2 separate regions of the Homo sapiens genome follow, and region 1 is linked to region 2. The links are chromatin contacts, found by Hi-C in ENCODE. All regions are on one chromosome and are shown on one strand. Each heading gives the region's core, a stretch centred on a gene start or an enhancer-like site at or near the end of the contact. The rest is flanking DNA. Distances are from core to core; before and after follow the strand shown. Region 1 has its middle 220 kb from the start of MIR4422. Region 2 holds the start of PLPP3 (phospholipid phosphatase 3).

Region 1 (3,942 bases), core at 914-3,413, 1.1 Mb after region 2:
CGCCTGAGCTGAATCTATCAGGGTGAAAAGTAGAAGAGGCAATCCAGGCTGTGATAAGAATACAGCCAAAAGGCTGAGGACTCTGGGATAGCACAGTGATGTAAGAACCAGACAAACAGGGCAAGCCGGTGAGTGGTGGGAGATGAAGCTAGAAAGTAGGCATAGTCATATCAAGAGTCTTGATGCCACTTCAAAGTGTACTTGCTTTCTAGGGCTGTCATAACCCAGTACCACAAACTGGGTGGCTCAAAACAACAGAAACTTATTCTGTCATAGTTACAGAGACCAGAAGTTCAAAATCAAGGTGTCGGCCAGTTTGGTTCCTTCTAGAGACTCAGAGAGAAACTGTTCCATGTGTCTCTCCTAACCTCTAGTTGGGCATTACTCCAGCCTCTGCCTCCATCTTCACATGGCATCCTCCTAGTATGTTTCTGTGTGTCTACATTTCTCTCTTCATTAAGGGCACCAGTCATTGGATTAGGGGCCCACACCACTTTGCTATCAGTTCATCTTAAGGTGGTCTCATCTGCAAAGACCCTGTTTCCAAATAAGATCATATTCATAGGTACTAGTGGCTAAGACTTGAGCTTATCATTTTGGGGGACACAGTTTAACCCACAAGATAATGGGAGTGACAGAGTTTTATGTAGTAAGGTCCCTTAGACTCTGGTGGTAAGAAATGATGACTGGAGACCTCCTCCTATGGTTCTGTTGCTTTGGTCACTAGGAAGCTCAAGTCAAACGGATAGCACACACTCACATCTTTTTTTTGGCACATGTACAGGGCACTACAATTTGTATCTCATCCATGAGCATTATTTCTGGTTCCCTCTTGTATTTTCTATCCTTATGTATCAGTCAAGTCCTAACAGGAAACAGAGGGAACACTCAATTTAAGATAATTCAAGAAAGGTTTATTTAAAACGGGGCTATTTACAGAGCTGTGGGCAGGAGATAGGGGAAGTACAACAGACAGTGCACTATCCAGGGGCCAATAACAGTGGAGCTTCACCACTAGTCCCAGGAGACAGAGCAATTACCTGTCTAGAAAGAAAGAGTCTTACTGAGAAGGTCAATTTGAGAGGATTTGTGTCCTCTAGGGAAGGACACAGCCTGCCCAAAGTGACTTCAGGACCTCACTCCCCTCCTCCCTCTGATCTCCTGCTGGTGCGCCCCATGGCCAAAGCCAGTAAAAATCCAGATATAAGCCACATGGTCAGTGCCCCAGGGCAGACAGCAGGACGGCAGGTGGAGTAGGTCTGAAGAGGCAAGTAGAAGAGACCCCCAGCAAGTCTTTTCCCTTGTCAGGGCTCACAATATAATACCCCAAAATATGGCATCTTGACACACGGAGGACTTTAAGCTGGAGGAAATTAAGAAAACTATAAAAGTGGGACGGTCTCTCTGACTTTCTCTGGCCTTTCTATCCTGAAGCAGGCCACAAAAGAATTCTCTGACCTACCTCCCCTAAACGTAGGTCACAAGACCCTCATTCCAGAAGTGTCCTGCCCTATATCCAGAGGCCAAGAAGAATCTGAACAAATAAACCTTGCTAAGTTCCCCCTAATTTTGCACCATTGGATGATACCCTTCTGTCCTTCAATCAAGCTTCTATTATGTCTGTCCATAAAAATATGCAGCTTTCCCTGGATCTTTGGGCCTTCATTTCCAAAGACTCCTCAGTCATGTAAAACTATATTAAACAAATAAGTTACGCTTTTCTCTTGTTAATCTGTCTTTGTCATTGGGATATCAGTCATAAACCTTGCAATAGGTTGGGAAAGAAATATTTTCTCCCCTACACCTTTCATTCTGATTTTCTAATTTATTTTTTATATTCTTTGTATTTGAGTCAGCAATCTCAAATCCTTCCTTTTTAGAATAAAAAGGGGAATAACCACCAAAAAGTATATAAAGCAGAGGCAGAATTTCCTGTCCCTTTCACCACAGTGCTCTCTGTCGTCAGCAGTTTGTAAGTTGCATGTGACAATCAGTTGAGTCACCCTGAGTGGTCATAGCAGGCTGACCCGCTATGGGATCAGAGCCCTTTGCGCACAGTCCTCTGGCCACTCAGCATGTTACATAAACTCCCGGCAGGCTCCCTATTTCCAGAGCTTTCCAAGGACATGCTTGCAGCAAGAGTCATCCTGGCACCAAGCACTTCTGACAGATGTTGCAAACTGCCAAGTGGAGAGGTCCAGATGGTGTGTTGAAGAGGGCAGAATGAGCCTCAGGACGGTACACAGGCTCTTCGTCTCACATGGAGAACACGCCAAATAATTCTGTGCACATGCTGAGAAGATCATCTTTCCTCCCTGAGCCCCAGGTTGCTTCTGGAGTATTTGGATTCAGGCATAGAATGTCAGAGCTGGAGAGTACCCTAGAGACCAACTAGTCCAAGCCCTTGTTAATACAGATGCATAGACTAAGGGCCAGAGAGCAGCAGGGTAATAGTGTATCATGGCTAGGGTTTGTTGAGTACCTACTGTCTCCCTGGTAATGTGCTATGTTTATTCATTCACATTCCTACTTATCACAGATGTGCTGAGTACCTGCTGCATGCAGGGCACTGTGCTAAGAAATGGAGATACATCTGGGGACAAGGCTGGCTTTATCCTGCCTTCATGGAGTCTACAGAATAATATGCTTTCGGCATGCTATCACTAATCCTTACCACAACTCTGCAAGGTGTGGTAGGAGACCACAGGTCTTAGAGACCGAAGTGACTCAGGCCACACACCACTCTTTCTTAAGAACTAGAAAAAGGCCAGGTGCAGTGGCTCACGCCTGTAATCCCTGCACTTTGGGAGGCTGAGGCAGGTGGAACACAAGGTCAGGAATTCAAGACCAGAATGGCCAAGATGGTAAAACCCCATCTCTACTAAAAACACAAAAATTAGCCGGGCATGGTGGCAGGTGCCTATAATCCCAGCTACTTGGGAGGCTGAGGCAGAGAACTGCTTGAACCCAGGAGGTGGAGGTTGCAGTGAGCCGAGATCACACCACCACAATCCAGCCTGGGCAACAGAGCGAGACTCTGTCTCAGGAAAAAAAAAAAAAAAAAACTAGAAAAATAAGGTTGCTCTCCATGAGTTAAATATAAACACTTCATGGAGCATCACAGCCACTGGAAGGAGGTAGGAAGGCACCTAGACTCGGAGGCCTTGATTGTAACCTGCTTGAAGATACTAATATTTTTAAAGAAGAAAACTGCATCCATCTGAAGAGGTTTGGGTCAGGTAGGAAGACAGAGAAAATGGATAACAGAAGCTTTGTTTAGAAAAAGGTCAGCATCTAGCACTCGAACTCTCTTGTGTGTGTTTTCCCTGTTTTCACTGAAGGAAATAGGGAAGAAAGCCTGTTTTCCTCAACTTTAGGGAAAATTGAATTCTCTTTTCAAGTTGATGCTTTGACAACTAACTGATTCTATCAAATAATGTTGGGCTGAGCTTCTAGCAGGCCCCAGGCTGTGACCCATGTTGTCTTATGAGGTAGACTCACTTTGAAGGGCTGTCCCACGAGATATCTCATGCTGTCCAGAAGAGAATTCACCTGAACTTCGGTGGTGAAAAACAGGGGCCTTAGTGTCAAGCAAACCTAGTTCAAGCCCTGGTTCCACCAGTTAAAGCTCTCGGACTTTGAGCAAGCCACTTATTCATCAGGGGTCTCAGCTTTGTCATCTATACAACAAGAATGATTATAATCCTTACTATTAACTAAATCCTTATATATAATAAATACTCAATTATTACTTTTTAAATCATTGTAATAATATTGATATATTATTACATATTAAGTACTGAATAATTGTCATTAGTATTAATAACAGCCATTTACATTACTCACTTGTTCGTAATAATAAAGTTATGTTTTTTGCTAGACAGCATTAGTTTAATCAATATTTTAAGTTTCTTTTCTGAATCTAAAGGTGAATACACATTC
Region 2 (4,133 bases), core at 956-3,455:
AGATAGGGCCGTGTCCAGTGGAATAAGACCTTGAGTATCTACTCAAGGTCTTTTAGAGCTCCAAGGAGGGAAAGATCAGAGAGGCCTGCAGTTTCAAGAAAGCTTGCTTTTAGATTGGAATTCCAAAAGCATGGTTTGGTGACTAAGAATTTCAAAGATGACTATAATTACAAAGACAATTGAGTAGGCAAAGACCCTGGAATCCTGAATTCCTCTTAGAATGTCAGTAATTATGAACCTGGCCTTGTTTTGTTTCCACTCTTTTAACTTTTCAAGAGAAGGTGTTTCTCAAGAAAAAGCTATCTCAAGCATCTGCCTTCTGAACTACCCTGGCTTTTACCTGTGCTATTTGAATTGAGAGTGCTGTGTGTGATTTGCAGTTGGATGCTTCAGCTCCAAAACTTCTTGGGAGAGTCAGATCTTCTTGCTTCCAGAAGATAGCAATGTTGTCTTTCTTTGCAAGCCCCACTTACTAACCGGTGCTAACTTGAGCTTAATTCAGTACACAGCAAATCCCGTGCTAGGTACTAGAGAGATGCCGCGGCGCTGATAACCTACACAGTTTGCTAGTCTTTACCATCTGTAACACCAAATCAGGCTGACATAGGCTCATGCCTGTAATCCTAGCACTTTGGGAGGCCGAGGCAGGCGATCATGACGTCAGGAATTTGAGACCAGCCTGACCAACATGGTGAAGCCCCATCTCTACTAAAAATACAAAAATAGCCGTGTGTGGTGGCACGAGCCTGTAATCTCAGCTACTCAGGAGGCTGAGGCAAGAGAATCCTTTGAATCCGGGAGGCGGAGATTGCAGTGAGCCAAGATTGAGGCACTGCACTCCAGCCTGGGCGATAGAGTGAGACGCCATCTCGGGGGAAAAAAAAATAGTTAGAAGCAAAGAGTTGACAGTGAAGTTAATTCTGTGCAGGAATGAAGAAAGTACTCAGAGAGGAGGTGACATTTCAGAGGATACTAAAGCAAGAGAAGCATTTCCCTAACTAGAGGAGGAAAGGGTATGCATTATAGGCAGAGCGTGCAGGAGAGCAGGGGTGTGGAGTGTGAAAGGATTGTACCAGAAAGGGCAATTGTACCAGAAAGGGTTGATGGTGGCTGCATATAAAGTTATCAAAACCCAAAACAAGTCAGTGTAAGAAAGAACATGATTCATATAATGTATCAAAAAGCTACAAATATTTCCATTTCTGAATGCACACAAAGAACCACCTGGAAAAAACATCCATTTATTGTCCACTGTGCCCAGGTCCATGCTAGGCACTATAGAAGATACAAGGGAAGGCCCTTGCCCTGGAAATGTTTATTCTCTATCTGGAAAAAAGATTAACTCACATAAAATAATTAAAAATAAGATGCCAGCCTCTAAGGAAAAATGTTAGATTGTCTGAAACTCAAGCAGAGAGCATTTTGGCTGCCCTGGAATTCCCCATAGTAGTAGAATTACTCTTGGGGCCAAGAGAGGGGTTGCCTGAGACTCCTTCACCCAGAAAAAAGGTAATTGCTAACCCTCACAGAGCACTTCCTATGTACTGGGCACTGTTCTAGGAGCTTATACGGATTAACAAATTAAGTCTTCACAACCACCCTATATGAAAAGGAACAGTTATCTCTAGTTACATACGGGGAAACTGAGGCACAGAGTCACAGGATTGAAATCCAGGAGATGTGGTTCCACAGTCGTGCAGTCTTTTTCATTTTAGTATTCTCAAAATCTAGCGTAGTACCCGGTGTTGGATGTTAAGATCTTAAACAAACAAACAACTTGTTTTCCTTAAAAATTATATTTTCAGGGTAATACAATTCAAGTCACAATAAAGACCTGAAAGCCTCAGGTTTGTAGGTGAGGAAAAATGCATTTTAGCTGTACAGCCCTAACTTTTACTTGACCCAAGGCCAGCAAGAAAATGTTTCTTTTTATTTATATATATTTTTTCTTTGGTGACAATTTGGTGTTTCTGAACGCTAGGGGCTCCCGGTTTCTCTGGTTTGAGAGTAACTTTTCCTTTTAGGACTTTTTTTTTTTTTTTTGAAGGGGGTGGGGGAAAATGTGGCCTTAATTATCCTACGTCTTAGGCAGCTTAAGGAAGGGGCTGTGCTTTCGGAATCCCATCCGAGCCAAGTAAGGAGGTCCCTCTCTCTCTCTCCCCCCACGTCTTCTCTTTTTAAAGGACCTCGTGAAATAAAAGTGCAGAAAACAAACCCAGGCGATCACAGCAGCAGCCGCCGCGGCAGCAGCACCAACAGCAGGAGGAGCAGGAGGAGCCGGAGGAGGAGGAGGAGGAGGAGGCAAAGTTAGAGTTGGGGCTGGCGCTCCGGAGTTGCTGGGCTCAGCGCAGCTCCCATTCATTAAGGAACCAGCTGCGGAGGAAGGTGGCCGAGCGCCCGCGCTGCCCACTCGCTCGCTCGCGCACTCAGACGCGCGCCACAACAGCGCGCCCCAAGCTGCGCAGCTCTGCAAAAGTTTCTGCTCGGGATCTGGCTCTCTTCCCCTTGGACTTTAGAACGATTTAGGGTTGACAGAGGAAAGCAGAGGCGCGCAGGAGGAGCAGAAAACACCACCTTCTGCAGTTGGAGGCAGGCAGCCCCGGCTGCACTCTAGCCGCCGCGCCCGGAGCCGGGGCCGACCCGCCACTATCCGCAGCAGCCTCGGCCAGGAGGCGACCCGGGCGCCTGGGTGTGTGGCTGCTGTTGCGGGACGTCTTCGCGGGGCGGGAGGCTCGCGCCGCAGCCAGCGCCATGCAAAACTACAAGTACGACAAAGCGATCGTCCCGGAGAGCAAGAACGGCGGCAGCCCGGCGCTCAACAACAACCCGAGGAGGAGCGGCAGCAAGCGGGTGCTGCTCATCTGCCTCGACCTCTTCTGCCTCTTCATGGGTGAGCCCAGCCCCGCTGTCCCTCGGCCCCTCGGCCCCTCGTCCCTCGGCGCGCGTCCCAGCCCAGTCCGGGGCCGCGCAGCGCCGCGCCGCGCCGCGCCGTCAGCTCCGGGGGGCCCCCGCAGCCTTCCTGGGGAGCCTTTGCGCCGCCCAGGCCCGAAGCCCCCGCCCTCCCCGATCCCACCGACTTCTTGGCCTGTACTTGAGTGGGTCTGGGCGTGCTTAAGCGTTCGTGGGCAACTGTTAAACCAGCTCAGTAAAAGTCGTCTCCACGTTGGAAGCCCGGGCGGAATCCCGCGGAAGGTGTGGGTTCGTCCTTTTAGCGTAGGGGAAGTTGGTTGAGCCGCGCTCTAGAGCCAGCGTATAGCTAGCTGGTCGCCCTCCATCCGAGTGAAATGGATCGCCCCGAGAGTCGGGCTCCTGCCTGGAGCCGAGCTGCCTTCCCGGCGGCTGTATGTAAACATCCAGCCCTTCCGCCTTTGCTGCCCAGGCTCGCCAGACTGGCTAGCCGGCCTTTTCACTTGCTCCTCTCCTGTAGGTGCTTTCCCCGGGCTTGGTGCTGGGCACGGCTTCAGCAATCACTTGAGTGCCTACTGTGTGCCAGGTGGTAGGCGGCTTCAGGGGCATCAGTTTTAGCTCGCCCACTCTCTGACTCGGTGCAGCAGGGGTGATGAGCCCCATTTCCCTGATGGGCACATTGAGGCACTGGGAAAGCCAGCTGCGATCTTGTTTGGGGACCACAAATTTAATTGCGCCCCCAGAAAGTTGAGGCGATGGTCCACTTCTGTTTTCCAAAGTCGTTGGAAGCCACAGCTGGAAGAGCGGTGGGAGTTAAAGGAATTGGAGTGGGAGGGCGAGGAGGATTTATGAACTCGGTAGGGGAGGGAGAAAGCGCTTCACAAGAATGAACAGGACTTCCAAGGTTGAAGTCAGCCTAGGATTTTTTTTTTTTTAAAGCGAATCATGGTGTAATGGAAAACGCACAGTACTTGTCATCAGAACACTGCCACTCTTGCCACTTGCTGGGTGTGCCACTTAACTGCCTCATGGGCCTCAGTTTCCTCAGCAGTTGAATGAGTGGGTTGAAGTAGATGCTCTCCAAGGCCCCTTCCCGCATTAGGAACTCGGATTTGGTCCAGAAGCTGTTCTGCCAACTCTGCTAACTGAAGAAACATCTGTGTTCCCAATTCAGTTCCCTTAAAATACAGCTCCTGCACAGACTTAAGTCCCCTTTGAAATGGATT

The links. A loop is a pair of places that touch in the nucleus more often than their neighbours do. Pooled maps may share reads with other maps.
Region 1: a map of ascending aorta shows a loop between it and region 2 (2.7-fold over the local background). The contact joins the enhancer-like site here to the promoter of PLPP3 in region 2. A Hi-C loop is called at or near these places in 2 of 168 maps with a recorded cell type or tissue (ascending aorta and gastrocnemius medialis) and 10 of 50 pooled maps.

Annotation. Positions count from the first base shown.
Region 1 is chr1:55,441,877-55,445,818 of GRCh38, reverse strand. No RefSeq gene overlaps it. Among named protein-coding and RNA genes, the nearest start is that of MIR4422, 220 kb to the right of the region's middle. Within about 2 kb of position 2,163, at least 11 of the 41 ENCODE cell types and tissues checked have a DNase peak (open chromatin) inside an H3K27ac peak, as active enhancers do; they include ascending aorta, where a contact is called at or near this core.
Region 2 is chr1:56,577,635-56,581,767 of GRCh38, reverse strand. It overlaps PLPP3 (phospholipid phosphatase 3), which reads left to right and starts at 2,205. Exons shown (of 6, transcript NM_003713.5): 1 at 2,205-2,890. The coding sequence starts at 2,752.